Regions from separate parts of the Homo sapiens genome. Here regions 1, 2 and 3 are each linked to region 4. A link is an interaction called in ENCODE POLR2A ChIA-PET data of the cell type or tissue named here. Cell type or tissue: CD4-positive, alpha-beta T cell. All regions are shown on one strand. Region 1 has its middle 72 kb from the start of TXLNB. Region 2 has its middle 33 kb from the start of TXLNB. Region 3 has its middle 53 kb from the start of HECA. Region 4 has its middle 11 kb from the start of HECA.

The links. Peaks named below come from ENCODE experiments on the same cell type or tissue, not always from the same donor. Only the 100,000 strongest peaks of a DNase experiment are listed, where the experiment ranks them.
Region 1: POLR2A ChIA-PET joins it to region 4 with 13 read pairs; 7 of 35 experiments call an interaction of 5 or more read pairs at or near these places.
Region 2: POLR2A ChIA-PET joins it to region 4 with 10 read pairs; 5 of 35 experiments call an interaction of 5 or more read pairs at or near these places.
Region 3: POLR2A ChIA-PET joins it to region 4 with 10 read pairs; 10 of 35 experiments call an interaction of 5 or more read pairs at or near these places.

Annotation. Positions count from the first base shown.
Region 1 is chr6:139,216,041-139,224,040 of GRCh38, reverse strand. It overlaps a transcript of TXLNB not described here. Among named protein-coding and RNA genes, the nearest start is that of TXLNB, 72 kb to the left of the region's middle. In CD4-positive, alpha-beta T cell, a CTCF peak has its summit at 4,692 (motif pointing left); a DNase peak (open chromatin) is centred at 4,640.
Region 2 is chr6:139,320,639-139,328,638 of GRCh38, reverse strand. It overlaps a transcript of TXLNB not described here. Among named protein-coding and RNA genes, the nearest start is that of TXLNB, 33 kb to the right of the region's middle. In CD4-positive, alpha-beta T cell, no CTCF peak of the experiment used is centred here; DNase peaks (open chromatin) are centred at 4,638 and 4,868; H3K4me3 peaks cover 823 bases; H3K27ac peaks cover 2,752 bases.
Region 3 is chr6:139,183,806-139,191,805 of GRCh38, reverse strand. It overlaps a transcript of TXLNB not described here. Among named protein-coding and RNA genes, the nearest start is that of HECA, 53 kb to the right of the region's middle. In CD4-positive, alpha-beta T cell, no CTCF peak of the experiment used is centred here; no DNase peak of the experiment used is centred here; H3K27ac peaks cover 477 bases.
Region 4 is chr6:139,120,560-139,128,559 of GRCh38, reverse strand. No RefSeq gene overlaps it. Among named protein-coding and RNA genes, the nearest start is that of HECA, 11 kb to the left of the region's middle. RefSeq lists an enhancer at 1,427-1,928. In CD4-positive, alpha-beta T cell, a CTCF peak has its summit at 3,513; DNase peaks (open chromatin) are centred at 2,099, 3,069 and 3,469; H3K4me3 peaks cover 625 bases; H3K27ac peaks cover 3,227 bases.

The sequences.
Region 1 (8,000 bases), 95 kb before region 4:
GTTCCAAGTCTTTGCTATTGTGAATAGTGCTGCAATAAACATACGTGTGCATGTGTCTTTATAGCACCATGATTTATAGTCCTTTGGGTAGATACCCAGTAATGGGATGGCTGGGTCAAATGGTATTTCTAGTTCTAGATCCCTGAGGAATCGCCACACTGACTTCCACAATGGTTGAACTAGTTTACAGTCTCACCAACAGTGTAAAAGTGTTCCTATTTCTCCACATCCTCTCCAGCACCTGTTGTTTCCTGATTTTTTAATGATTGCCATTCTAACTGGTGTGAAATGGTATCTCATTGTGGTTTTGATTTGCATTTCTCTGATGGCCAGTGATGGTGAGCATTTTTTCATGTGTTTTTTGGCTGCATAAATGTCTTCTTTTGAGAAGTGTCTGTTCATGTCCTTTGCCCACTTTTTGATGGGGTTGTTTGTTTTTTTCTTGTAAATTTGTTTGGGTTCATTGTAGATTCTGGATATTAGCCCTTTGTCAGATGAGTAGGTTGCGAAAATTTTCTCCCATTTTGTAGGTTGCCTCACAGACCAAATATTGGCCTTTGTTCTTCTCTATTTTATTTTCTCTATTGTACATTTGTTTTCTATTTCATTCATTGTGTTAATTTCTTCATACTTAATTTGTTGTTCTTTTTCTCATTTCTTGAGCTAGAGTCTTAGATCATTAATTTTCTTCCTTCCCCATCCCAATAAATGCATTTAAGACTACCTAAGAATGGCTTTAACTGCATCCCACAAGTTTTGATCTACTATGTTTCTTATCACTCCATTCAAAATATTTTTAAATTTTCTCTGTGATTTCGTCTTTCACATATGTTTAAAAGTGTATTGATTCATTTCTAAACATTAGACATTTTCTACTTTTATCTTTTAATTAATAGTTTAATTGTGTTACAGTCATGGACTATACTATATGATTTAAATCATTCGAAACATGTTGAAACTACATAGTTTTGCATACAGTCAATCTTGGTAAATGTTCCGCCTGCAGTTGTTGAGTGCAGGCAGTGTTCTATATGTATCAGTTAGGTCATTTTATTAATCCCGTTGTTCAAATCTTCTTTAACCCTGTTGATTCTTCATTTGTTTATTTATTTTTGGTCCATTGACCAAAATATTGACCAGTTTTTGGTCCATTGACCAATAAATTTGGTCCTATCAGTTAAAGCTCTTACTATCAGTGTAGTTTTTGTTTTTGTTGTTATTGTTGTTGTGTTTTGAGATAGAGTCTTGCTTTGTCACCCAGGCTGGAGTGCAGTGGCGCAATCTCGGCTCACTGCGATCTCCACCTCCCGGGTTCTAAGCGATTCTCCTGCCTCAGCCTCTGGAGTAGCTGAGATTACAGGTGTGTGCCACCAGGCCCGGCTAATTTTGTATTTTTAGTAGAGACAAGGTTTTGCCATGTTGGCCAGGCTGGTCTCAAACTCCTGACTTCAGGTGATTCACCTGCCTCGGCTTCCCAAAGTGCTAGGATTACAGAAGTGAGCCACTGCACCCAGCCCATTGTAGATTTTTATATGTCTCCATTTTGTTCTATCAGGTATTGTCTTATTATTAGGTGTATAAAAATTTATACTAGCGATATCTTTATGTTGGATTGGCCACTTTATTATGAAATATCTATTTTTATCTGTAGTATTGCTTATTGCCTTAAAATCCACTTTGTGTGATATAAGTATGAGCTTATATAAACATGATATAAACATGATATAAGCTGATATAAACATGAGCTTTCTTGTGGTTAATATTTTCATGCTGTATCTTTCTCCACACTTTTATTTTCAATTTTCCCAAATTATTTGAATTTGCAATATGTACTTCTGTACAATATAGAGTCTTGTTTTATGTTGTTTGCTTTATCTAGTCTGACAATTTTTGTCTTCTAATTAGAGATTTTGATTCATATGTATAAAATTAAACTCACCACCTTGCTATTTATTTTATACTTGTGCCATCTGTTTTATGTTTATTTTTATTCCTTTCTTTTTAAATTTTTTTGGACTTTGGATTATATATTTTTATTATATTCCCCTCTCTGTTAGCTATTTTTAGTTATTCAATCTTTCCTTAAGCTTTTAGTGGATACCATAGGCATTTCAACATTCATCTCTGACTTATTAAAGTCTAATGAAAAATATTATTTTGCCACTTCCTGGCCAAAGCAAAGCCTTAGAACATTTTAACGCCATCTAATCCTTTACTCCTATCTTCTGATTCATCATCCAGTTTATGATCATTCTCTCTTCAATTATATCTAAGCCACTGTTATACCAATCCATTGAGTTCTTAATTTCAGCTATAATATTTTCCAGTTTTAGACATTGTATCTTATTTTTTTATAGTTTCCAGTTTTCTTGTACAATGCTCTATCTCATCATTTAATTTATTGAATGTACAAATCATCATTATCTTAAACTCCACGTCCGATCATTGCAATATCTGGATATCTTAAGTGTTTTTTACCTTGGTTTTCAGCAATTTTGCCTAGAGATATACCAGATATTTTTTGTTCGAATGCAGGGCAGTTTCTGGAGAAAAAAAAAGAAAGAAAGAAAAATGGAGATGATTTAAATCTCTGGAAAGTGTTATCTTCCTGAAGAGAGTACTTATTTTAGCTTCCAGCAGGCAGTTAAGATGGAACCAATTATCTTACCCAATCATAAACTGAGGTGATTTGAAGTTGGGCTTCAGACTTTTTAGGGAACTTTATTTTCTGCAGTGTAATTGTTTGAGGGTCCCAACTAAAAGCATGGAGTGTTTGCCAGGGCCCTAAACCATTAACTAGCTCTAAAATCCAATTTTTGTTTCTGATGCCCCATGAAACTGTGGGATGCTTTGCTTAGCGTCTCATCCTCTCAGTCACAGGTTGCATATTTGCAAGAGCGTTCAAGGGGAAAACCAGTCCCAATGTTACTTCATTTCTCTTTTTGCTTTTCTTGACCATTTCAAGTTTTTGTTGCCTAGCTAGCTCTCCAGTGCCTTCCAACAGACATTCTACCTGTTTTATCAAGTTCTCCTAGTTCTTGGATGCAGGGTTACCCTGCAACAACTGATTCTACCCTTACAAGAAGCAGAATTCCCATCCAGCTTGTCTCTTGAGCATCAATTTCATTATCTTGAGATTCTGAAGATGCATCGTATTTCCTTTGAGCTCTAGTATTTGGGCTCTATGATTTCGGCTCCTCTGAGTTTCTGTTTTATTTAAGAGCCAGCTATGGAGGACCAGGTTTGTTATTTTAGCTAAGATTTTGACCTTTATCATTATCTGATATAATGCAAATATTAAAGGTCAACCACGGTTGAAACTGGGCAAGTAAGTTTTATCCTATGTGCCAAAGAATCTGTCTGAGACCAAAACTGGTCTGGAAGGAAAGTGTGCCACAATAAGTTAATAACGCCAACCCTAGAAGGAGGGGAAGGGGCAGCACATATGCCAGGCATTTGTCAGACGCAGATATGATGACACACATATGGATCCAGCTCTCCGAGGAGCTACTTTGTATCCACTTAAATTTGAGAGACTCATGGCTACCTCACTCCTGCCTCCCTTTGGATGGTATACAAGGATTCACTAAAATGGCAGATATTCACCCCATAAACTAAAGTACTAGCAAAAAACAAATCCCAGTGACTTGTGGTTTCCCATCACTTTGTGTGAGAAGTTTGAATTAAATAGAAATTAAATAGTCTGTTCAGGCTTCTATAACAAAATACCATAGACGGGGTGGCTTACAAACAACAGAAATTTATTTCTTGCAGTACTAGAGGCTGAGAAGTCCAGTATCAAGGTACCAGCAGATTCAGTGTGTGGGAGATCTGCTTCTTCATAGACAGCCATCTTCTCATGGTGACTTCACATGGCAGAAGGGGCAAAAGATCTCTCTGAGGTCTCTTCTATAAGGGCACTAATCCCATTCATGAGGGGTCCACCCCCATGATCTAATTATCACCCAAAGGCCCCACTTCCTAATACCATCAGTTTGAGAGTAAGGATTTCAACATATGAATTTGAGGGGGACACAGTCAGTCCATAATATCAGTTGAGATTCAGCTGTCAGGAAATGAAGGGTAATTACGGTGACCATATTTTCTAAACCGCAAGTGAAAATGCAGTTGGACAAAGCCTAATACTCTTATATCAGCAAGAAAACAGAACATTAGAAATCAAGACTGACCAGGAAAAGCCAGCTCATAGGTATAACAAATATAATTCTGCCACCAGTTCAAGATACTCTAGATTTTTGCTGACTTGGTTTCAAGATGGGTCTTTAGAGAGTTTTCCATATTGATGAGATTTTCCAGCCCAGAGTTATAAGAAGGAAAGGCCTGCCTGCCGTCTCAGCCTCCCAGCTGCTCCCAGACACATCTGTGGGGAACCAGATAACTGACTCCTAACCTGCTTATTTTAGCCCAGTGGCTTCGCTTCCTGACGTCTCCAGTCTCATGGTCACATTCCAAAGGCCCTCACTCTGAAACTGCCTGCAAGCAGGGACAAACAGCAGCAGCTGCCACCGCACTGATAATGGGTTTGTGTTGCTGCTTGCCCAGAAAGGCTGCTTTGAGCTGATGATTTGCATTCCTGCTTGCCCAAACATACAGCCTCCGTGCGGCTGCCAGCTTCTGCACAGAGAGAACAGCAGTGCCACCTACTGAACCGCTGGAGATGTAGCCAGTGACTTGGTCAGCTCAGGCCTGCTTGTCACTAAATCTGGCAGGACTGTATACCCAGCAACTGGACTGAAAACCACCTTTGTACAGTGATTAAGTAGGCCTCCTCTTCTGCCAACTTGAGTGATTGTTTACCACTGTTAGGCTGAAAAAGTCTCAAGGAAGTTTATTTTTCTCTGAACAAATGAAACCAAATTGCAGTTGGGATCCAGGCTGTATCCCACTTCAGTGAGAAATGGGCAAGCCAGCAATTGTGGAGTTGAACATTGAATACAATTAGTGAGTACTTACCCTGTGCTAGACAGTGGGTGAGGCACCGGGATAGAAGTATGAATGAACTACACTAGACAAGCAATAGAAAGATAACGAACCTATACCAGTATTCCACAATTGACAAAATATACTCAAAGAACTCAGCCACAATTTACACCACAGAGAGTATATCTCCAGGGATGGAATTTGGGGGAACCAGCTTTCTATTTTCCCATGGGTTCCATTGCTGCTGTTGCCAAGCTGAGATCCAGAAGCCATGATGACTTCTTCAATGGTTTTTTGGGTTTTTATAAATCATCAATTAACAAATAATATTATGGAATCTTTTTTTTTTAGACAGAGTTTTGCTCTGCCACCCAGGCTAAAGTGCAATGGTGCAATCTCAGCTTACTGCAACCTCCACCTCCCAGGTTCAAGCGATTCTCCTCCCTCGGCCTCCCAAGTAGCTGGGATTACAGGCATGCTCCACCATGCCTGGCTAATTTTTTGTATTTAGTAGAGACAGGGTTTCACCTTGTTGGTCAGGCTGGTCTCGAACTCCTGACCTCAGATGATCCACCCACCTTGGCCTCCCAAAGTGCTGGGATTACAGGTGTGAGCCACCACGCCTGGCCTATATTTGGAATCTTCTTCACAAAATTGCTGCTTTGCAGATGCCCTAAGTATCTGCTTGGCCTTCCTCTTGGAAAATCTTACCTGGACAACTCTCAAAGTGCTAAATCTTTTTGCAGTATTCACAAACTCATCTATGTGTGTTAATAGCACATTTCTGACAATTATTAATAAAGTATATTTTATATGTTTTTGGTGTCTAATAACATCAGAAAACCTTACTTAAATATGTGCATACATACAAACGTACTTGTACTTGCTTATGTAAGTTAGTAATTAAGCACCCTATTAAGTCGAGAACCCAACACATACTGAATTGGTCACACATTTGCTGCTGAGCAGCAGAAGCTGAACACCCTAAAGGGGACCCTACCATACTGAAAGACACTAATGCTTCAGCCACCGTGTACAGCTGCCATCCAATCATAGTCTAATGAGTTATGCAGGTGTGACTCCTCCTCTAAAAGGAGAGACCAGGTAAATACAAATTATTGGAAATGGGCAAATCAGTGTCATGTTGGACACAATGTTCATAGCTTTAAGACTGATTGCAATATTCACAAACTAAGCTAAAATTTCTTTTTCTTTTTTTTTTTTTTTTTTTTTTTGAGACTCTTGCTCTGTCGCCCAGGCTGGAGTGCAGTGGCATCATCTTGGCTTACTGCCACCTCCGCCTCCCAGGTGCAAGCGATTCTCCTGCCTCAGCCACCCGAGTAGCTGGGATCACAGGCAACTGCCACCGTGCCCGGCTAATTTTTTGTATTTTTTAGTAGAAACAGGGTTTCACCGCGTTAGCCAGGATGGTCTCGATCTTCTGAGCTCGTGATCTGCCCTCCTTGGCCTCCCAAAGTGCCAGGATTACAGGTGTGAGCCGCCACGCCCAGCCTAAGCTAAAATTTCTTAAACTACTACTGTGAAAATTATATGTGAAGCAGGATGAAGCAGACGTTAATCCTGCTAAAGTGTCTGGTATTTTACTATGATTTTAGTTTTGAAGTGGGCAATAATTTAAATATTATGCATTAAATATTTACATTAGCTCTTATTTTCACTCATAAATATTCAGTTGTCATATTTCCTACACATCCCGACTCCCTTCTTTTTGCAAGCTTCTGTGCAAAGTGGCTTTGCAAACATGTTTCCACTCAATCTTTCAGCTGCTGACTTCATAGATTTTTCTTATATGACTTATTCTTTGATTCCCATGATGCAGTCAAAAGGGAGGTTTTCAAGTACTAAATGTGTAAGCGCAAGGCTGCTGTCAGCTGCTACAAGTCCACATTTAGCCATTAGGTCTGCTGCTAGGAGAACAGGCACACACCACCCTGGACATCTCTCAGAACCTTCCACAAAATTCTGAGACCACTCCAGGCCTCATTCTCGCCAAAATACCTGCACGGTTCTAAGGATAGGCATTGTAGCTTATCTAGGTCCCTTTGTTTGAATTTTTATTTTATTTCAATAGTTTTTGGGGTACACGTGGTTTTTTGTTATGTGGATAAGTTCTTTAGTGGTGATTTCTGAGATTTTGGTGCATCAGGTACACCCGAGCAGTGTACACTGTACCCAATATGTAGTCTTTCATCCCTAACCCCCTCCAACTCTTCCCTGCAAGTCCCCAAAGTCCATTATATCATACTTATGCCTTTGCATCCTCATAGCTTAGCTCCCACTTATAAATGAGAACATATGATGATTGGTTTTTCATTCCTGAGTTACTTCACTGAGAATAATGTCCTCCAGCTCCATCCAAGTTGCTGCAAAGGCCATTATTCCGTTCCATTTTATGGCTGAGTAGTATTCCATATTGTCTATATACCACATTTTCTTTTTTTAAAATTATTATTATTATACTTTAAGTTTTAGGATACATGTGCACAACGTGCAAGTTTGTTACATATGTATACATGTGCCATGTTGGTGTGCTGCACCCATTAATTCGTCGTTTAGCATTAGGTATATCTCCTAATGCTATCCCTCCCCCCTCCCCCCACCCCACAACAGGCCCCAGTGTGTGATGTTCCCCTTCCTGTGTCCATGTGTTCTCATTGTTCAATTCCCACCTATGAGTGAGAACACGCGGTGTTTGGTTTTTTTGTCCTTGCGATAGTTTGCTGAGAATGATGGTTTCCAGCTTCATCCATGTCCCTACAAAGGACATGAACTCATCATTTTTTATGGCTGCATAGTATTCCATGGTGTATATGTGCCACATTTTCTTAATCCAGTCTATCATTGTTGGACATTTGGGTTGGTTCCAAGTCTTTGCTATTGTGAATACTGCCGCAATAAACATACGTGTGCATGTGTCTTTATAGCAGCATGATTTATAATCCTTTGGGTATATACCCAGTAATGAGATGGCTGGGTCAAATGATATTTCTAGTTCTAGATCCCTGAGGAATCGCCACACTGACTTCCACAATGGTTGA
Region 2 (8,000 bases), 200 kb before region 4:
CAGGGTTTCACCATGTTGGCCAGGATAGTCTCAATCTTCTGACCTCATGATCAGCCCGCCTCAGCCTCCCAAAGTGCTGGGATTACAGGCATGAGCCACTGTGCCTGGCCTCAACATTAGAGTTCTGTAGTAATCGATTTTCTTCTCTTAAAAGCCTAACTATTGCCTTAATCTTTATATGAACTTATTTGTCTGATGTTTGAAAAATGTCTTAGTATGATAGTGGCCTCAAATTTTACTTGGAAGTAAAGGTATAATAATAAATTTTAAATATACATTAACTTCTGAATTTACACATAAAGTTGAAGAAAAGTTATGTACACAAATTTTTTATTGCTAAAGTGAAAAGTGTTGTGGAAATGGAGAGTACTGTGAAGGTTCACAAACCATAAAGCGTATGTTTAAACATTTTTCTTTTTTCTTTTTTCTTTTTCTTTTTTTTGAGATGGAGTCTTGCTCTGTCGCCCAGGCTGAAGTGCAGTGGTGCCATCTCGGCTCACTGCAAGCTCCGCCTCCTGGGTTCACGCCATTCTCCTGCCTCAGCCTCCTGAGTAGCTGGGACTACAGGCGCCCGCCACCACACCCGGCTAATTTCTTTTTGTATTTTTAGTAGAGACGGGGTTTCACTGTGTTAGCCAGGATGGTCTCGATCTCCCGACCTCGTGATCCGCCGGCCTTGGCCTCCCAAAGTGCTGAGATTACAGGCGTGAGCCACCGCACCCAGCTGGTTTAAACTTTTTTCTAAAAACTGATGAGGAAACACGACTCCCAATTAAGTAGTAATTAATAATAAGTGAGATAACCTGAAATGAAATACCACACTATCTCTTGATGTTGGTACTCTAAATTTTGCTCCAATGTATTCATTGCTTAATTTATATTGTGTCTATACTGCCATCCAAACAAAAAACAAAAAAACAAAACAACAACAACAACAAAACCACTTTTAACACACATTGAGCTGTTAGGTCATTTATTCATTCTATTTATTCAGTCACTAATTCATTCATTCAACAGATATTTATTGAGCACCCACTAGGTGTTAGGCACTAAATTTTCAACCCTATTCTTATGAAACTAACAGCCAAATGAAGGAGACAGGCATCAAATAAACGAAAAAGTCAGCTAACTATATAGTGATAAAATAATAAGTGCTATGCAGAATTCAAAAACAGAGTGTTAGGGGAACACGGGAGATCACTGATATCAGAGCATCAGAGAAAGCAACTCTGAGGAATTTGACATTTAGGCTGAATTCTGAAAGAATGATGAGAGTTAGCCAAAATAAGGAGGTCAAGAGAGAGAAACTTCCAAGCTGAGGAAAAAGTCGGAAGAGCCAGAGGCAAGAAAGAGGCTGGCACATTTAAGGAACTGAAAGGCCAGTATGGCTGGAGCTTGAAGAGTGAGGGGGAGGTGGCAGAAGCATGGTCCAGAAATGAACACCTGTTTAAACCGCCAGATCAGTCAAATAAAGCCAACAGCGGGGCAGACAGTATAGGGGCTGAAAAGGTTAACAAGAAAAAAGCATAACAAATGTGTTTTTTTGTTTTTTGAGACAGAGTCTCACTCTGTCGCCTAGGCCAGAGTGCAGTGGCACGATCTCGGCTCACTACAACCTCCACCTCCCAGGTTCAAGCAATTCTCCTGCCTCAGCCTCCCAAGTAGCTGGGACTACAGGCGCACACCACCACGCCCAGCTAATTTTTGTATTTTTAGTAGAGACAGGGTTTCACCATGTTGGCCAGGATGTTCTCGATCTCTTGACCTTGTGATCCGCCCCGCTTGGCCTCCCAAAGTGCTGAGATTACAGGCGTGAGCCACCACGCCCGTCCAACAAATGTGTTTGATCACAGTTTTAGGTAACATGAGAGCCTTTGGAATGAAGACCCAAAAATACAGGGGAAAATATCAATTTTTATGCTTAGGTTAAACAAAGAATGGACAGCTATGTAGAAATGTGATCGGGCCAAAGGTTTTCCCCCAAGGACTAACGTGATAGACTGAGGAGGAAACCCAGGAAGTGTGGGCTCATATTCTTGGCTTCTCTGTGTGCCATTCCTTTCTCCAGGAATGGGGGCAGGACCCCTCTGGAATGAGGGTCTTAATTTGTTTATGGCCAGCTATTACACAGAAAGCTGGGAGAAGGTTAGAGTAACATTTTTGGTCTTTATGCTTGCTTTGGGGAAAGGGAGTTCTGGTTTCTATGACCCACCATGGGGGAGAGAAATTCTAGTTTCTTCTAGTTTCTATGACTTGCCTCAGGGGACTATAAAGGATGAGAGACAGGAGGGCAGGAGAAGGTCAGAGAGAAACTTTGCTTCTGAGGCCTTCGTTCTGGGGTATAATTTTCTGAGCCCCAACAAGAGCAACAGATATGGTGAAGCAATTACCCTTAGACTCTCACTGTTAAACTATTGCATGAGAAATTAATATATGTGCATATGGTGCTGATTTTTTTAAAAGTGCATTTTATTGTGAGAAAAAAATACATGACTGCTTGCTGCTAATTTATGGTGAGTTATTCCCTCATCAGTCAACAATCATTTATTGAGCACCTGCTTGGTACTGGTGCTGGGTATACAAAGATGAATAGGAGAGACACCTCTTTTGCCTTCATGCAACCTAAAGTCTAGGTTAGATGAAGACAAACAAGCAGGCAAACACCTGGGACTTATTCACAGCTCAGCAGTAGTGGAGGCAGCCGTTCCACAGAGGAAGGAGGGGAGTAACCAATGGCAGACAGTGGCCACAGCAGTGTGGGTAAAGCAGCTGTGAAGAATGAGCAGGAATCCAAGACCCCATAGCACAGGAAATATTCCCCAGCCAAGAGACACAGACCCAGGCTGACCCCCCTCACTATTTAGCCAGGTGTCAGGGAGGAGCTGTTTTGGTGTTACCATGTCAGGGTTGTCAGGAGCAATTCTGTCCTAATTCTTGATTATCCAGGGATGATTGATTTCATTTCCCTCATAAAATGAAGGCACTACTGACTTGGAGAAACATGCAGCTTTAGAGGTTGGGTTTTTAAAAGAAAACGATTTATGTTTTCTAACTAGAATGTAAAATATTTGACAAATGTCAAATTATTTGACTCTATGTTTGCATTTGAGAAAAATTGCAGCCATCAGCAGGCATAAAATTAACACCCCTTGAAAAATGAGGAAGTAACTATTACAGTTAGTAAATTGTTTCCCTCTCTGACCACAGAAGCAGAGGCTGGCAACAAATTTGATTTACAGAGTAAATATAATTCCTACAGTTGGGCTGAGCCTGTTGTTTTCTTAAAGGAAATATATTTTAGGTTGCTCTATGAAAAACACACATTAGCATTTTTCAGAACATTAGGAACCAAACACAGTATCATAAAAACATAGAAAAAAAGGAACTAATTTTATCTTCTAGTCACAGATGATGTTCAGAATCAAAATGACATGTGACTAATAGTCAGATATCAAATTAGTGGAGCTCTGCTCTTAACCACATATTACTCCATATCTGTTTCTTTATGGCAGCAAAAGACAAGACTCCAGCAGTGGTTCAGCTGTATAATGGGAATATGAATATTCCAGAACTTTCTGTATGCCAGGTGATTGAGAACAACAGTCTCTTAATATTACCTGGCTTTTAAAAGTATTGGCATACATTTGAACTAAAGATTTTTTTAAAAAATAAAATCTGTCCAGGTGCAGTGGCTCACGCCTGTAATCCCAGCACTTTGGGAGGCCGAGGTGGGAGGATCACGAGGTCAGGAGATTGAGACCATCCTAGCTAACATGGTGAAACCCCGTCTCTACTAAAAATACAAAAAATTAGCCAGGCGTGGTGGCACGTGCCTGTAGTCCCAGCTACTTGGGAGGCTGAGGCAGGAGAATGGCATGAACCCAGGAGGCGGAGCTTGCAGTGAGCCAAGGTGGTGCCACTGCACTCGAGCCTGGGTGACAGAGCAAGACTCCGTCCCCCCCAAAAAATAAATAAATAAAAAATGAAATAAAAGGTAATCTCTTAAAAAAAATTATTCTGCATTCAAGTTAAAACCATTGAATGTAGTCCCACGGGCCCTTGTCCTGGGAAAGCCACTGTTCAATCAGCAGCTGTTTATGGGAGATTGAACAGGGAGAAAAAACTAACAAAAATTCCTGCCCCCATGCAACATACAGGAGAGAGGAGAAGACACAGAATAAACAAGGAAATAAAACTTTCCTTTCCAGAAACAATAACAGACCAAAAAAAAAAAAAAAAAAAACGGGGGGATTTTGTAAAATGTCATCCTGAACTAGTCACAGTTAAAAAAAAAAATTAAATGAAAAAAATATATATGTATGTATATATATATACACACACATTGAATACACTCCACAAAAGAGGAGGCTCCTCTCTGTCCCCAGAGCTTGGAAGGAAGCTAGAAGCTTCCGGCAGAAGATTCTGAAAACAAAGCTAAGCTCAAGCATTAATGGGCTGCATGTTTAACATTTGGTGCTAGAATAAGGTAGTCAAAGATGGGAATCATAAAACAATGTCAGTATCCCAGAACACTTTTCCAAGTCAAAGTGGAGTTGAAACAGTTAAACAGACAGTCATCTGAATAAACAGGAACCTGTTTCTATGGCGATGACAATGGGGGAGGGGCGTGACTCCTATCTACCTTCCCTGCGCAAAGCTTCTGGGGGCGTGTTTTGCTTTATGGGACCCTTTCCAAACCCTGACCACAGCAGAAAGGACGGGGATGAGCACTGACTGGAGCAATCTGTTGACTGTCCCCTGTTGTAAACCACAGCTGCCTAATTTTGAGAAACAGGGGCCGAGCCATCAGATGTAGGGGAATGGAAGCTGATGCCAACGGAAGCCCGGAGGTAAACTAGGGCCCCGGAAAAACGAAGAGGAAACAGAAATTATGAGTAAGCAGCGGAAGTTGGTAAGTAAGCCTAGAGAAGACAATGCAGCAGATGTACAGAGAGAAACCACGTGCCTCGTGATTCTTGGTGACTTTCCTGCTTGTCCCCAGCCCAGGTCCACATGTTTCTTTATTATTATATAAGTAAATAAAAAAACTAAACAAGCCTGGGCGCGGTGGCTCACGCCTGTAATCCCAGCACTCTGGGAGGCCGAGGCGGGCGGATCACGAGGTCAGGAGATCGAGACCATCCTGGCTAATACTGTGAAACCCCCGTCTCTACTAAAAATACAAAAAATTAGCTGGGCGTGGTGGCACGCACCTGTAGTCCCAGTTACTCGGGAGGCTGAGGCAGGAGAATTGCTTGAACTCGGGAGGCGGAGATTGCAGTGAGCCTTGATCATGCCATTGCACTCCAGCCTAGGCGACAGAGCGAGACTCCGTTTCAAAAAAAAAAAAAAAAAACTAAACAAATTCTTTTTCTTGGGGTCACTATAATACATCTCTAGAGGTTTCTTGCAAACAAAAGAGCCCAAACCACACACTGAGCCCCATCCCTTCTTCATCTCGTGCAATGTCAACACCAACAAAATGATTTCCTATGTATTTAAGGAAGGATAATCATAGTCACTGGTCCAAAATGAAACTTCTTACTGAAATGACAATTGAAATTATTCCTAGTCAGTTCACAGAAATGCTAGTTTCTTATTTTAAAATGAGGACAGATCCAAAAGAGATAAAGGGATTTAGGGAAATGGACATTTAGAAAATTGATAGCCCCATGGGCCTCTGTCCTGGGGAAGCCACTATTCAATTAGCATCTGTTTATGGGGGATTCAACAGCAGGGAAAACCCAGCGAAAATGCCTGCCCCCATGCAACATACAGGCAAGAGGAGGAGACAAAGAATAAACACAGCAAATAAGTAAAATGTACAGAAAATGTGCAGTGTGTTTTTTCTACAGAAAAAGAAGGAACAAGGGGGATATAAAGCTGGGCTGGGGAGGCATCGATATTTTAGGGGAGTGGCCGGGAAGGCAGTTGTTACTAAGATAATTTGGATGAGAGGTGGTTGAACTCTGCACCGTATTGAGGATAGAACTAATGGGACTTTTGTGTTGGATCAGATGTGGGATGGAAAAGGAAGAGAGGAGTCAGGCATGAGTCCAAATTTTTGATCTGAGTAACTAAAGGATGGAGTTGCCATTTTCTATAATGGGGAAGACTGGAGGAGGAATTTCTTTAGAAGGGAGGTGGGGCCTAATGGGAGGTGTTTAGTTCATGAAGGCTCTGCTTTTATGAATGGATTAATAATGGATTAATGTCACTATGGAAAGGGCTGGCAGGAGTGGGTTCACTCTCTTCTGCTCTTCTGCCAGTGTGAGGACACAACACTTGTCCCCCCAACCCTTGCCCTTCTACCTTCTGCCATGTGAGGATGCAACAAGAAAGCCCTCATCAGATGCCAGGGTGTTGATCTTGATCTTCTCAGCCTCCAGGACGGTGTGAAATAAATGCCTGTTCTTTATAAATTACCCACTCTGTGGTATTCTGTTATAGCAGTGCAACCCAGCAGTGATAATGCCGAAGCAGAGATGTCAATAGGCTGTGAAGTCAGGCATGGTGGTGCACCTGTAGTCGCAGCTCAGAAGGATGAAGTGGGACGATTGCTGGAGGCCAGGAGTGCAAGGCTTTAATGTGCTATGATGGTGCCTGTGAATAGCTACTGCACTCCAGCCTGGGCAACATAGTAAAACTCTGCCTATCTTAAAAAAAAAAAAATTAATGAATCTGTAGTTCAAGAGAGTAGTCTGAGAGGCTGGGCGCAGTGGCTCATGCCTGTAATCCCAGCACTTTGGGAGACCGAGGCAGGCGGATCACGAGGTCAGGAGATCGAGACCATCCTGGCTAACACAATGAAACCCTGTCTCTACTAAAAATACAAAAAAATTAGCCAGGCGTGGTGGTGGGAAACTGTAGTCCCAGCTACTTGAGAGGTTGAGGCAGGAGAATGGTGTGAACCCGGGAGGTGGAGCTTGCAGTGGGCCAAGATTGTGCCACTGCACTCCAGCCTGGGCAACAGACTCCATCTCAAAAAAAAAAAAAAAAAAAAAAGAGAGAGTAGTCTGGGCTAGAGACATAAATGTAAAAGTTTTCAGAAGTCTCTGTATATGAAGTCTCCATAGATTAAAAAAAAAAAAAAAAAGGAGAGCTCAGTCATAGCCCATGTGGGCTGCTATAACAAAGTACCATAGACTGGGTATTTTATAAACAACTGAAATGTACTTCTTATAGTTCTGGAGGCCGGGAGACCCAAGATCAAGACATCAGCAGATTCAGTATCTGGTCAGAGCCCATTTTCTGATTCACAGATGGTGACTTCTCACTTTATCTTCATATGGTAGAAGGCACAAGGCAACTCTCTGGAGCCTCTTTTGTAAGGGCACGAATCCCATTCATGAAGGCTCTACCTTCATGACCCATTCACCTCCAAAAGGCCCCATCTCCTAATGCCATCATCTTGGGGGTTAGAATTACAACACCTGAATTTTGTAGGGGACACCAACATTCAGACAATAGCAAGGTCCAGTGACGGAACCCCGGGGCACTTCTACACTGACAGGCTAGTATCAGGATTCAATCCATTGGATAAGGTAGAAAACCCAAATAATAGTGTCTGAAAGAACATGGATGTCTGGAGGTGAGTATTTCAGGCCTAGCAAGCAGGTGCATGACATTAACAGGGATCTAGGTTCCTTTTACTTCTCTGCTGTGCTGTCCCAAGCCCATGGCTTTCATCTTCACAGTTGCCTTAGAGTGGAATATGGCCACTGTAGCTCTAACAAATACATCTGCTTCAGGTAAGAAGAAGGAGAAAGTGGGAAAGGGCAGAAGAGCTTTCTTAGAAGTGTTACCCAATGACTTGTGCCTATGTAGCATGGGAGAGATATAGACTCTGAAGTCACCTTGTTGAGTGAGAATCATGTCTGTACCAGTGCAGAGCTAGAAAGTCTTGAGCAAGTTGATAACTTGTCTCTGCCACAGATTTGTCTTTTGAAAATGGGAACAATCACACTGCTCACCTCTAGGTTGGTAAAAAAAAAAAATGA
Region 3 (8,000 bases), 63 kb before region 4:
TAAGGCTGTTGATGTCTGAATGAACTCAACACAACTCCCTGAGTCTCCCAGGTACACCGCCCCACACCCAGGATAACCAAAAATGAATAAGTAACAGAAGTATTCCATACATTGTTTCTAAATTTAAATCATTTGTTGAAATATGTGAAACAGTGTTAAGGGCTAATAATTAGGAACCCACTCATTAAGGTTTTCACAGAGGACAGGAAAGATTTTGGTGAAAAAAATCTAGCCCAGCACTGTCCAATAGAACTTTCTCTAGTAATTGAAACGTTGTATAATGGGTGCTGTCCAATATGGTAGCCACTAGCCACATGTGACTACGGAGAACTTGAAATATCGTTAGTGCAGTTGATAAACTGGATTTTTTTATTTTTATTTTTTTTGAGACAGAGTTTTGCTCTTGTTGCCCAGGCTGGAGTGCAATGGTGCAATCTCGGCTCACCGCAACCTCCACCTCCCAGGTTCAAGCGATTCTTCTGCCTCAGCCTTCCCAAATAGCCGGGATTACAGGCATGTGCCACCAAGCCCGGCTAAGTTTGTATTTTCAGTAGAGATGGGGTTTCTCCATGTGGGTCAGGCTGGTCTTGAACTCCTGACCTCGGTGATCCGCCCATCTCGGCCTCCCAAAGTGCTGGGATTACAGACGTAAGCCACCGCGCCTGGCCAGATAAACTGGATTTTTAATTAAAAAAAAAAAATTAAACTTCATTTGAACAGCAGTATGTGGCTAGGCTGCTGTACTGAATGGCACAGCTCTAGAGGTCTTGATTCTAAGCAATTCTTGTATCTGTCCCCCTTTCTATACAGTACAGGGATTGGGAAACAGGATTTTTAAGGTGTCTTCTTTTTCTGACGTTTTCTAACTTTTTAATCTTAACTACTTAAATAATCCCACACAGGAGCACTGCTATGGTCTGAACGCTTGTGCCTCCTCCTGCAAATTCATATGTTGAAACTCTAAGCCCCAAGGTGATGGCTTTTAGAGGTGGGACCTTCAACACCTGTGAAAAGAAGAGAAAAACAAAAGCAAAAAACAACAGAAGGGGTGGGGCCTTTTGGGAGGTCATTAGATTATCAGGATTCTGATCTAATCAGAATGAGTTTGGTGCCCTTAGAAGTCCAAGTATGCTTTGTTCACACCTTTGCCATGTGAGGACACAGCTAGAAGACATCATCTATAAGAAACAGGCCCTTGGCCAGGCGTGGTGGCTCACTCCTGTAATCCCAGCACTTTGGGAGGCCGAGGTGAGCAGATCACAAGGTCAGGAGTTCCAGACCAGCCTAGCCAATGTGGTGAAACCCCGTCTCTACTAAAAATACCAAAAATTAGCTGGGCATGGCGGTGGGCACCTGTAGTCCCAGCTACTTGGGAGGCTGAGGCAGGAGAATCGCTTGAACCTAGAAGGTGGAGGTTACAGTGAGCTGAGATCGTGCCACTGCACTCCAGCCTGGGCAATAAAGCGAGACTCTGTCTCAAAAAAAAAAAAAAAAAAGAAAGAAAGAAAGAAACAGGCCCTCAACCAGACACCAAATCTGTTGGCACCTTGATCTTAGACTCCCCAACCTCTACAACTGTAAATAATACATTTCTGTTGTTTATAAGTTACGCAGTCTAAGGTATTGTTATAGCAGCCTGAACAGACTAAGAATCACTTTTATTCTAAATGTGTAAGATATGAAGGCAGTTCTTATGATCCAGGTATTTTCTTTACTGTTAATATTTTGACATTTGGTTTTCTGAAAGGAATCCCCAAGGAAGTAGGCACCCAAAACACAAAACTAGGAAAGAAAATTGTCTGAATTCCCCACAGCTGCCAGCACATTTGTTTGACAGACAGCTAATGGGCACAGCCCTATAGTAGGCATTATGGATAGAAGTTGTCAAAGACAGTCCCTGCCCTAGAGGAGAGCCTACTTGGAGTGACATTTACATGGAATCCCATCACGTGACTTCCATAGTACAACAGCTAGCAATATCTCTGTATCCCCCATCTGAGTGACTTCATACCCGACAAGATCAACCTTGCTAAATGCTGACATAGATCCTATAAAACTGTTTTCATCTGGCTCTGACCTCTCTCCCCGCAAACCTCCACAGCTGCAAAGACAATATTGTCTTTGAAGAGGTGAAAGCTTACTTCCTTGGCCCAAACTGGAAATCTGACCTGGAAGTTTGTATTTTCAAAAAGAGCACATCTCTACAAGTTGAGAACTCCATTTATTTCAGACCTTTCTTATTTCCTTTCTTTTGGGTTTAATAATAAATTCTGAAATCCTCAGACTCATAATTAATATCTTGTTAATTAAAATTACACATAAACCAAGAAAACTAAATGCCAAAGTACTTGCTCTAACCTCAATATAGAGGCAGTTCTAATAATAAAAAACACTAATTTGACTATTTTAAATATTCTTCTTAGATAAAATCATCCTTTTGAATTTTAATGCTTAGCAGTTTTGAATAAAGCTTTCACATGTAGCTTAATTTGCTAGATATTTTCTTAGAACTTTCAACTAATGCAAATCCAAACATGCAACATGAAAAACATCAAAAGAGAAATCATAAACTTTTGGGCAACAGAATACGCCTGTCACCTCCTTTGCAATGCTTTTACCCCGAAAGCTGTAATAAAACATTAGTGCTTCTTACACTACACATCATATGATTGCTTACTGTTAAAACCCCAATTCCAAAGAACCACAGGTTATATCCCACCTACATAGAATACGAGGTTAAAGAAATCTGGGCCGGGCATGGTGGCTCACGCCTGTAATCCCAGCACTTTGAGAGGCTGAGGTGGGTGGATCACCTGAGGGTCACGAGTTTGAGGCCAGCCTGGCCAATGTTGTGAAACCCCGTCTCTACTAAAAATACAAAAAGATAGCCAGGCATGGTGGCACATGCCTGTAATCCCAGCTACTCAGGAGGCTGAGACAGGAGAATTGCTTGAACCCTGGAGGTGGAGGTTGCAGTGAGCCGAGATCATGCCATTGTATTCCAGCCTGGGCGACAGAGCAAGACTTCGTCTCAAAAAAGAAAGAAAGAAAGAAAAAGAAATCTGGAAAACAATTGAGATTCCAACACAATTTTTCAAAAAGCTCTTGCTTCCCGGCATACATACAAAGTGCTACATATGCATTAATAAATCTAACAAAAATGTAAATGAGAGACGTTGGGAGTGAAATTTCTCTTTCAGAAATTTTTCAGTTCAATAAAATTCTTAATACAAAAATGCAAACCTTATAAGTCAAATGCTTTGTCAGAATTTCGATTAGATTTTTTAAAAATAATCTACACTTAAAATTTCATGTTAGGGTAGATCACAGATCCTGTTTTAGATAAGAGAAACAAATGGATCATTTTTCCATCCAAAGAAGAAATAGGTTTTTGAGCACAGGTCTCAGTTTGAAGCTGACCCAACTAGGGAAAAAACAAATACGGCTGTCACAAAATTTCTATCCATCCTTATTAAGACAGATTTTATCTGCCTGCCAGTTGCACAACTTTCTCAACCCTCTTCTCATCTCACTGCCTCACTGAGGCCTGGTTTTATCTCCCTTTCCATCAACGCACCCATCGATTTGAGAGACATAAAGTAAAGCCACTCTCAGAAGCTCCTGTATCCATGACACAGGATCTGCAATTCCTCCACTGCTATTAGAGAACTCTTCAGGAGCCTCTTAGTAAGAAGGCCCCTGGGAAGCTTTCTTAGGGGTTACCACCTAACTGGTTGGTGATGGAAAAGGCCATCAAACATTGAGCCATTTTCCTCATCGGTAAAATAAGTGTTGAGTCAGACAATCTTGCCCTAACATAAGAATGCTTCCAGAAATAACATAAATGATCCTAATACGGAACATCTTTGGCACTTACTCCATGCCAGTGACTGCAATAAACACTTAATTTAATGATTTCATTTAACACCCCCAGGTAGGGACTCAATATTTACAGGTGAGGGAAGTAAGGATTTAAACGAGCTTGAGCAGTAGAATCTTCTCTCAATCAACCTTTCCTTAACCAATCCAGCAATTAACTGCCTCTAAATTGCTTTGTAAAGCCACACTATGATGAATGACCTCGGCCAGATGAATGCTGGCAGCTGGGAGCCTCCTCGCTATCAGGCACCATCTGCATATGGTTTCCCCCAGCAGAGTTCTGTACTTACCAAAAGTTACTCAGGTTTATTCCCAGACTTGCTTATGCCACAGTTACGTTTGCCATTGCAATGATGTAATTTAATAAAAAAGTGCACAAACCAATGAAATATAATTATAAAAAAAAAATACTGTTTTGATAACTCAGTAGGATGCTTTGAGCAGATGAGGCAAATCATATACACAAAATACTGAATTAAACATGGGGAAAAAAAAGCAAAAGATTTTAAAAAATGGAAATCCTACAAGTCTAGAGAGGTTCTATATTTATAGTATTTCTCATGTGTCATTAAGTTCCAATTCCACTTTAAAGAGAACCAAATAGGAAGCATTCTTACAGTGCATCATAAATGAAGGTTTGCAAGAAAGTGTAGTCCTACAACTAGAGGGTCTAAAGAACCAAATCTGTCAAATGAAAGTGTATTACTGATTTAAATATAAATAAAATGTTTATGATATACAAGTTATCCTGGGTAGGGAGGTGCAGGGGGGAGAAGAGGGTATTTTTTTCTGGCTGATGGAGGTATAATTGACACAGAATAAACTAAACATATTTAAAGTATACAATTTAATAAGTTTGACAGATGTCTACATCTGGGAAACCATCACTACAATCAAGACAGTGAACACATCAGTCACCCCCAAATTCTCTCATGCCCTTTGCAATCATTTTCTTTCTCTTCTCATTAATATTCCTCCACCCATCTCCAGGCAACCACCAATCTGTCACCAGATTCATTTGCATCTTCTAGAGCTTTACATAAATGGAATCATACAGGGTGTAGTCTTTTTCTCTGGCTTCTTTCACTTTAATTATTTTGAGGTCCGTCCATGGTGTTGCATGTATGAAGAATCTGTTCCTTTTTATTGCTGGGTAGTACTCTGCAATTGCATATTGCAATTTTGTTCATTCTTCTGTTGATGGGTATTTGGATTGTTTCTTTTTGGGGCTATTACAAACAAAGCTGCTACAAACATTCATGAATGAGTCCTTGGGTAGACATATACTTTCATTTCTTGAATAAATGCACAGGAGTGGAATGGATGGGACATAGGTTAGGCACATGTTTAACTTTTTAAGAAAACTGTGAAACTGTCCCACCAGCAGTGTAATAGAGTCCCAATTACTTCATATCTTTGCCAGCACTTGATATTCTTTTTAATTTCAGCCATTAAAATGGGTGTGAAGTGGTACCTCATTGTGGTTTTAATTTGCATTTCCGTAATGACTAACAATATTGAGTACCTTATGTGTCATCATTCCTTTTTCTGTTAACGTGTTTGTTCAAATGTTTTTTGGGGGAACTTTTTATGTATTCTGGATACAAATCCTTTTCTTCCAGTCTGTGGCGCTTGTCTTTTTATTCTCCTAACAGTATCTTTTGAGAAATTCTTAATTTTAATAACATCTAATCTATCCATTTTTGGATTTTACATCTGATCCATTTTGAGTTAGTTTTAAAAATATGGTGTAAATATGGATCCAGATTGGGTTATTTATATATTTTTGCATATGGATATCAAATTGTTCCAACTCCATTTGTTACATTATCCTTTATTCAATGAATTCTCTTTGTACCTTTGCCGAAAATCAACTGATTATAGGGTCAACTTGTTGATCTTCTTGCTGATTGTAGGTAATTATTTTCTCAACTAACTTCTTTTTTGATTTGCTGACTAACTAATGTCTGGGTTTGTCAAGGAGCTTCTACTATATCCTGATGGTTAAGAAACTTGTTGCAACAGGAAGGGCAACAGAAAGGACAAAGTAGGAAAGAGAGAGATAGGCAGGTAAGGATAAGTAAGATAGGCAAAACTATCACAACAGGTAGAAGAAAAAGGACTAGAAAAAAAGTGAAGGACATTTTTTTAAATGGCATTTTCCCATCACCAAAGACCACCCTTAACCCAGTATGACTCTATCCTATGTTTTTGTGTGTTTTGTTTGAGACAGAGTCTCGCTCTGTCGCCCAGGCTGGAGTGCAGTGGTGCGATCTCGGCTCACTGCAAGCTCCGCCTCCCGGGTTCACGCCATTCTCCTGCCTCAGCCTCCCGAGCAGCTGGGACTACAGGTGCCCACCACCACGTCCGGCTAATTTTTCACATTTTTAGTAGAGACGGGGTTTCACCGTGTTAGCCAGGATGGTCTCGATCTCATGACCTCATGATCCGCCCACCTCGGCCTCCCAAAGCGCTGGGATTACAGGCCTGAGTCACTGCACCCGGCCACAACTCTATCCTGTGTTTTGAAAACTTATGTCTTTAAAGTGAACTGCATTTATTAGGTAATTCATTTGTTTTCATATATTATTCATCAAAGGCATATGCTACTGCCAGTGTTTCTGAGCAGCTTGATAACCAAGATTGCAGTAACTCCTGCCAAAAGTAAACTGACCTTTTAGGTATCCTGTGCAGCCTTGTGGTGGGTAACTTTGTGATCTCCATTAAGTTTTCTGAAATATGCACAGTAGCCCCCAGGACTCCCACTATCCCACTCCCTGCCCAAATCATTCTCTTTTCAGAACCATGGGGTTCTGGAGCCTCAGAGGAACGCAAGCCTATAGGCTTCACCCGGCTTTACTTCCCTCATCAATCACCTGCAGTGTCATCAGAGCTTCAGAAAAATATGCAATTTGTTAATGTGATGAAAATAACAAAAAGGCATAAAGCGCTTATTCAACCAATGGTTTGGCAGTAACTTAGAATACTGCTAATTAGCAAGGGACAGCCCCTAAACCATAAAAAAATTGTCATTCCTTAAGAGAAACATGTAACCAGCACTTTTTCCAAGACTATATGGAACTCCAATAAACCCTGATCAAGTCAAGCAACCCTCAACAGTCTGGGATACCAGAGCTTCTAACAAGATTGTGAGAAATTGAAAATTAAACACACCTAGAGGAACTGTTAGAAAAGTTAGTCAAAAAGGAAAACCCTGCCCAAACTGGATAGATCAATGCTATCAAATCCGACAGCTTGACATGTTTGAATCCAAAAATAACTCAAAGCTAGATCCCCAAGTGAGTAAAATGATGAATTCGTGGTGTAGACTGTGAAAACGTCACCTTATACCCAGAGTTCTCCTTAAGCAATCATCTATCTTAACAAAAGAGAACAGATGTCAACAAATTAATGCATTAAAAGATGAGGTGAAGACACAACTATTGATTTCAAATTTTTTCCCTTTGAGAAAGTGTTCTTTTTCTAAAATAGGGGATGCTTCCAATGTGCTCATCACTCCTATGCAGAGGGCCCAGCTAGGCCTCACAGAATTACTTCTATGTTGGCGCCTGTGTTGCTGAAGCAAGGGCTACTATAGCTTTTAAATCTACTCCCTTGTCACAAGCCCAAATTATTTCTCAACTGAAAACAAGGTGCCCATCCACTGATACATATATTGAGCAAATCTGTAATTTCCACACCCACAAGGCTCCTCTCACTTACTTCTGGGGACTCCCTGCTCTGTACAATGTCCAGACACTTCTCCTTCCATGTTTGTGTATTACACCCAACCTCGTAGGAGACAAAGTAGCAAACATAAGCAGCCATGTCTGCTCATTTCTGCTTGCTAACATAATTTCACGAAGCGCTGACTCCACAACAATGTGCAGCTCTCTGAAAGCATGCTTTGAGGACAGTGCAGTATTAGCAGACGGTCCTCCAAGTCTCTTGCCTGGTCACTATATTCTTTAAAAGATAAATGACCCTAGTCCTTGTGTTTTCTAACATATAATGTCTGACAGGCTTAGTGATTATGCTTCTGTAATCTACAACTAGATGTACTCTTAAACCCAAACTCTGATGTGATTTTGCACGTACCGAACCTCCAGCATCTGTATATA
Region 4 (8,000 bases):
AGGCTACTGCTCTGCTTGTTTCTGGAGTTAATTTTGATTGATCTTGGCTAGAATTTTCTCTCAAGATTCAGCTTCCTCCTTTATTTCTACTTGGAATGATTTCTACCAAGAATATCCTGAGGAACACTAGTTATATAAGACGTGCCTCTATTTCTGTGGTAAAATAAGTCTAGGAAACACTGTATATTGTATGAGTCACAATATATATTAGCATAGTAAAGATCCTAAAAGTCCAGCAGTAAAGAAACCTGTTTACTCTCAACTTAGAATTTCCCAAATGTATATAACCTATAAATCCTTTTACATGTAATGCTTATTAACATTCTACGGAAGTAGAGTCCTGCTGAATATTTTTAGGGGAAATAATGCCTTGGAACAACAACAACAAAAATCTACTTCTAGCTGGGCACAGTGGCTCACACCTGTAATCCCAGCACTTTGGGAGGCTGAGACAGGCAGATCACTTGAGGTCAGGAGTTTGAGACCAGCCTGGCCAACATGGTGAACCACCCCCGCCATCTCTACCAAAAATATAACAATTAGCTGGGTGTGGTGGTGCACTCCTATAATCCCAGCTACTCGGGAGGCTGAGGCAGGAGAATCTCTTGAACCTGAGAGGCGGAGGTTGTGGTGAGCCCAGATGGTGCCACTGCACTCCAGCCTGGGCGACAGAGTGAGACTCCATCTCAAAAAAAATAAGGAAGAAGAAAAAGAAAAGAAAACAATCTACTTCTGGCACTAGCAATCAGGTGAGTATTGATACAATGGTGAAAAGACAGATACTGGATCCCTCTTGTAAACAACCAGTTCTTTAGAAAACTTCTTGGGAAATATCTTCAAAACTATAAAACGGAAACTGTCAGAAGATATAATACATTAAGTACTAATTCTAAATGATGTAAACAGTTGAACATTCATGGTATTGCTTCCATTTTAAGAAACTTCAAATATGCTGTAATTGTTATAGGTAACAAAAATTTACCATCACATGAACAATCAGTTTCACATTTAGTCCAGTAATAAGTACTGCTATGTATGGTTCTGGAGTTCATTTCAATCAATCTCGAATAGAATTTTGTCTTAAGATTTCCTTTCCTCCTGCAGAATATTTGTTCTAAGTCCTTAAATGCAAACATAGCACTGCATGGATTAAAGATGAACACAAATGTGCTACTCCTCTCTTCAAAAGGTGGAGTCTGTTTGCCTTCCCCTTAAATCTAACCTGGCCTTGTGACTTGCTTTGACCAATTAGAAATGCAGCAAAAGTGCAATTGCTCTAGTCTGGACCCTAAATTTGCTTTTGCTCTCCCAAAAGCCAGCCACCATGCTGCAAAGAAACTTGAGCCAGACTATGGAATGATGAGAGGCCACATGGAGAGGGTGACAAAGACTCCGTCCTTGACCAAACTTGAGTCAGGCCCCTCTGATTCCTCTTTTTGACTAGGCCCCAACCTTGCCTCGTCCTTGGCCTGCTTAGTTCCGTTTTAGCAAGAATCTTGCTGGGTCAATTTCATAAAAATCCCCAACTTTCCGTATGAGATCAGCCTGGCCTGCCTTCAGCAAGAATCCTCTCAAGTCAGTTTGGCCACAATCCCCCTAACCTTGATGTTTCCTCTTAGTAACTGTCTATCCACTGACTCCCACCCCTGCTCCTTGGCTACAAATCCCCACTTTTCCTTGTTGTATTTGGAGTTGAGCCCAATCTCTCTCTCCTAATACAAAACTCCATGGTAGTAGTTCCCCTGAAAAGTTTGCATTACCATCTGTAACAAATGTCATGAATAACATTTTTCTTTAATAAAAGATCATGGACATGTGGAAGATGAGAAAGGATACTTGTGTTCCAGCCCCAGCCAAGCTCTTAGCTTCGTGGTTCTCAACCCCTGGCAATTTTGCCTTCAGGGACATTTAGCAATGTCCAGGGATATTTTTGGTTGTCACTTCTAGCATCTAGTAGGTTGAGGCCAGAGATGCTGCTCAACAGCCTGCAATGCACAGGACGCAACAACAAACAATTATCCAGCCCCGAATCTAGTGCCAAGCTTGAGAAATCCTATCTTAGCTGAATATAGCTGTATGAGTCACCACAGCTTTACCACATGGAACAGATTGCCCGGATGAGCCTAGTCAACCCACAGAATTGTGAGAAATAATAAATAGTTGCTGTTTTAAGCAACTCTTGGGGTAGTTTTAGTGCTGTGCTGTTGCTAAACTGGCTGGGAAGGGATGTGGGAGGGAACTCTGATTTGTAGCATTTCTAGTTGCCCATGGTATAAATACTCCTACTGTGGCCAGTTTTAGGTTATCAGCACAAGCCACTGAACTCAAGGTTGGGAAGAGATGTGCACAACCAGCTCTTATGAGCCAATGGGAAATGATTAAATTGTTATATTATAGTAGGCAACGGAGGCAACATCCCATGTACAAGATCTTCTTATGCCTGAAATTCTAGGTATGGCCACTTCCTATATGCTGTTGATCACCTAGTCATAGTTCTCTACTTCTATATTGTGTTAACATTTCTACTAGAAAATTCTATTTTAAGTGCTGACATACTGATTCTGCAGCCTTCCTGGTTTGGGCCATTTTTTTGCACCATTAAAGTTGCCAAGTTGGGTTTAGCCAACAGTCTCCCACAGAGGATCACAGCATGGACTCTACTCCAAACCAATCCTACCACACTCTCCAATTTGTAATATTGTGGCCCATGGTCTGGTTTGGGTTAAAACATTGCCCTTGGTAATCTGTGGGGTTTCTTTGTAAGAGGAAACACCTGATCAATACCTAAAGGAGCTGCTCAAAAGTGGAAGCCAGGGTGATAAGAGTACCACTGTGTATTGTTTGGACCTACACTACAGTGTGCATTTGTTAAAAAAACAAAACAAAACAAAACAAAAAAACAAACCTTTCCCTTCAAGATAGAGGAAATTCCTTCTAGCATATAAGCAGAAAACATTTGTTATTTCCTAGAGCAGGCACTTCTCAGGTTTCAGGGTAGATGCCAGCTTTAGATCCAATGAAGAGTTATTATAGTTTTGTGGTTAGGGGCGTGTGTACGGAGCCAGACTTTCCGAGTTGCAGTTTTGGCTTGCTAGCTGTGTGATCTTGGACAAGATATTTGTGAAATGGGGATAATGGTATCTATTTCAGAGTTAAGACTCATAATGTATGTGTAGGGCCTAGCGCATAGTAAGCTCTCAATAAATAGTGGTTGTTATTACCAGGAGCATTTACATTTTATATTCTTTGTCTGTTGCTATTTGCCTTTTTTTCTTTTTAACTGTAAGTGCTATTTAACTTTCTCCTTTTTAACGGTAAACAAGATTTTTTTTTCTAAAAGCAGTACTAGTTCTAGGTCAAGGATAAACTCTTTTCAGCATACAACTGTAGTCTCATCCCAGAACAAACCACACCCCACTTCCTGTTGCATGCAGATACAGATACCTTAAAGGGACAGTTTGTACCAGGGACCCATGCAGGATGCTAAGATTGCAACAGAGCGCACTCTGGTGTACAAAGCTGGGAGCCGGTGGGGAGGAGATTATGAGAAGCAATGCCTTGCCCAAGTTTGAAGTTGATTTGTCCAGCTCTAAGAAGTTATTGTAAGTTACTAGATAAGAATGATGTGATGAAAACATCGTTTTGGAAGAATACTCTGATAGTAACATTCAGGATACATTTGATAGGAAAAGTGGTGACAAGGAAGCCAGCCGAAAATATATTGTATCATCGTTGGGATGAGACGATGAGAATTTGCAGTTAGGGAGTTAAAAGGAGAACCGAGGAAAAGGATCACTATAGGAGACATTTTAAAGGGAAAAAAAAATCATAGTACTTAAAGACAAAAATTTGATCTTAAAGAAAAGCCATCCCACCATCTTATTCTGTTTAGATCATACCATAAGTTTCAGTACCCACAAATAAATTGCTAGCATTTTCTATTCTAGTAAAGCCTGTAAGTGGAAAAAATAACCCAATATTTGCTATGTTGGTTTGTTCTCTTTTAAAGGACAAAATTAATCTACTATGAATCAAGACTTGAAAGTTCTAGGTGAACATAGCACTTATTCCAAAACTGACCACATAGTTGGAAGTAAAGCACTCCTCAGCAAATGTAAAGGAACAGAATTGTAACAAACTGTCTCTCAGACCACAGTGCAATCAAACTAGAACTCAGGATTAAGAAACTCACTCAGAGCTGCTCAACTGCATGGAAACTGAACAACCTGCTCCTGAAGGACTACTGGGTACATAACAAAATGAAGGCAGAAATAAAGATGTTCTTTGAAACCAATAAGAACAAAGACACAACATACCAGAATCTCTGGGACACATTTAAAGCAGTGTGTAGAGGGAAATCTGTAGCACTAAATGCCCACAAGAGAAAGCAGGAAGATCTAAAATGGACACCCTAACAACACAATTAAAAGAACTAGAGAAGCAAGAGCAAACACATTCAAAAGCTAGCAGAAGGCAAGAAATAACTAAGATCAGAACAGAATTGAAGGAGATAGAGACACAAAAAACCCTTCAAAAAATCAATGAATCCAGGAGCTGGTTTTTTGAAAAGATCAACAAAATTGATAGACTTCTAAGAAGACTAATAAAGAAGAAAAGAGAGAAGAATCAAATAGACGCATTAAAAAATGATAAAGGGGATATCACCACCGATCCCACAGAAATACAAACTACCATCAGAGAATACTATAAACACCTCTATGCAAATAAACTAGAAAATCTAGGAGAAATGGATAAATTCCTGGACACATACACACTCCAAAACAAGGAAGAAATTGAATCCCTGAATAGACCAATAACAGGCTCTGAAATTGAGGCAATAATTAAGAGCCTACCAACCAAAAAAAACCCCAGGACCAGATGGACTCACAGCCGAATTCTACCAGAGGTACAAAGAGGAGCTGGTACCATTCCTTCTGAAACTATTCCAATCAATAGAAAAAGAGGGAATCCTCCCTAACTCATTTTATGAGGCCAGCATCATCCTGATACCAAAGCCTGGCAGAGACACAACAAAAAAAAAGAATTTTAGACCAACATCCCTGATGAACATCGATGCAAAAATCCTCAATAAAATACTGGCAAACCGAATCCAGCAGCACATCAAAAAGCTTATCCACTATGATCAAGTGGGCTTCATCCCTGGGATGCAAGGCTGGTTCAACATACGCAAATCAATAAACGTAATCCATCATATAACAGAACCAAAGACAAAAACCACATGATTATCTCAATAGATGCAGAAAAGGCCTTCGACAAAATTCAACAATGCTTCATGCTTAAAAACTCTCAATAAATTAGGTATTGATGGGACGTATCTCAAAATAATAACAGCTATTTATGACAAATCCACAGCCAATATCATACTGAACGGGCAAAAACTGGAACCATTCCCTTTGAAAATGGCACAAGACAGGGATACCCTCTCTCACCACTCCTATTCAACATAGTGTTGGAAGTTCTGGCCAGGGCAATCAGACAGGAGAAAAAAATAAAGGGTACTCAATTATGAAAAGAGGAAGTCAAATTTCCCCTGTTTGCAAATGACATGATCGTATATTTAGAAAACCCCATCGTCTCAGCCCAAAATCTCCTTAAGCTGAAAAGCAACTTCAGCAAAGTCTCAGGATACAAAATCAATGTGCAAAAATCACAAGCATTCTTATAGCCAATAACAGACAAACAGAGAGCCAAATCATGAGTGAACTCCCATTCACAATTGCTTCAAAGAGAATAATATACCTAGGAATCCAACTTACAAGGGATGTGAAGGACCTCTTCAAGGAGAATTACAAACCACTGCTCAATGAAATAAAAGAGGATACAAACAAATGGAAGAACATTCCATGCTCATGGATAGGAAGAATCAATATCGTGAAAATGGCCATAATTCCCAAGGTAATTTATAGATTCAATGCCATCCCCCTCAAGCTACCAATGACTTTCTTCACAGAATTGGAAAAAACTACTTTAAAGTTCATATGGAACCAAAAAAGAGCCCGCATTGCCAAGACAATCCTAAGCCAAAAGAACAAAGCTGGAGGCATCATGCTACCTGACTTCAAACTATAGTACAAGGCTACAGTAACCAAAACAGCATGGTACTGGTACCAAAACAGGGATATAGACCAATGGAACAGAACAGAGGCCTCAGAAGTAATACCACATATCTACAACCATCTGATCTTTGACAAACCTGACAAAAACAAGCAATGGGGAAAGGATTCCCTATTTAATAAATGATGCTGGGAAAACTGGCTAGCCATATGTAGAAAGCTGAAACTGGATCCCTTCCTTACATCTTATACAAAAATTAATTCAAGATAGATTAAAGACTTAAATGTCAGACCTAAAACCATAAAAACCCTAGAAGAAAACCTAGGCAATACCATTCAGGCCACAGGCATGGGCAAGGACTTCATGTCTAAAACACCAAAAGCAATGGCAACAAAAGCCAAAATTGACAAATGGGATCTAATTAAACCAAAGAGCTTCTGCACAGCAAAAGAAACTACCACCAGAGTGAACAGGCAACCTGCAGAATGGGAGAAAATTTTTGCAATCTACCCATCTGACAAAGGGCTAATATTCAGAATCTACAAAGAACTTAAACAAATTTACAAGAAAAAATCAAACAACCCCATCAAAAAGTGGGCAAAGGATATGAACAGACACTTCTCAAAAGAAGACATTTATGCAGCCAACAGACACATGAAAAAATGCTCGTCATCACTGGACGCCAGAGAAATGCAAATCAAAACCACAATGAGACACCATCTCACACCAGTTAGAATGGCGATCATTAAAAAGTCAGGAAACAACAGGTGCTGGAGAGGATGTGGAGAAATAGGAACATTTTTACACTGTTGGTGGGACTGTAAACTAGTTCAACCATTGTGGAAGTCAGTGTGGTGATTCCTCAAGGATCTAGAAGTAGAAATACAATTTGACCCAGCCATCCCATTACTGGGTATATACCCAAAGGATTATAAATCATGCTGCTATAAAGACACATGCACACGTATGTTTATTGCGACACTATTCACAATAGCAAAGACTTGGAACCAACACAAATGTCCATCAATGATAGACTGGATTAAGAAAATGTGGCATATATACACCATGGAATACTATGCAGCCATAAAAAATGATGAGTTCACATCCTTTGTAGGGACATAGATGAAGCTGGAAACCACCATTCTGAGCAAACTATTGCAAGGACAGAAAACGAAACACCACATATTCTCACTCATAGGTGGCAATTGAACAATGAGAACACTTGGACACAGGGTGGGGAACATCACATACCGGGGCCTGTCGTAGGGTTGGGGGAGCGGGGAGGGATAGCATTAGGAGATATACCTAATGTAAATGACGAGTTAATGGGTTTAGCACACCAACATGACACATATATACATATGTAACAAACCTGCATGTTGTGCACATGTACCCTAGAACTTAAAGTATACTTAAAAAAAAAGAAAAAAAAGAAGAAAGTTCTAGGTGAAATAGGGCATTCTGTCATTAAAAAGCATTGCCCAGTGAGCTAGATGTCTTTTGTATGACTCTGGTTCAAGTTAACAATCCTGAGTTCAACGGTTTCCTGAGATGTTTTTAGATTTCAATCTGAGGAAAAATAAGTACCAGATATTTCCTGCCAAGCGTTCTAAATGACTCTATTTCTCAAACTAGTATTCAGAGAAACTGGGTTCAACATGTATTTATCCAGTATCAACTATGTGCAAAGCTCTGTGATAGATGGATTACAAGCATCTTTCATTTTTCTTGGTTTATAAGCCACAACATTGTCATGGTCACACCATCAACAGGTTAAAAAAACAAGGAACTTTTTTAAGGTCATCTATTTATCCTTGACTTAGATAAGGAATATCTTCTGCCTTCTTGTTTGTAGGTGACAATTGGATTCTCAGTCTTTTCCTTTTGTCTTACCATGAAATAGAAAACTGGCATTGCTCAAATTA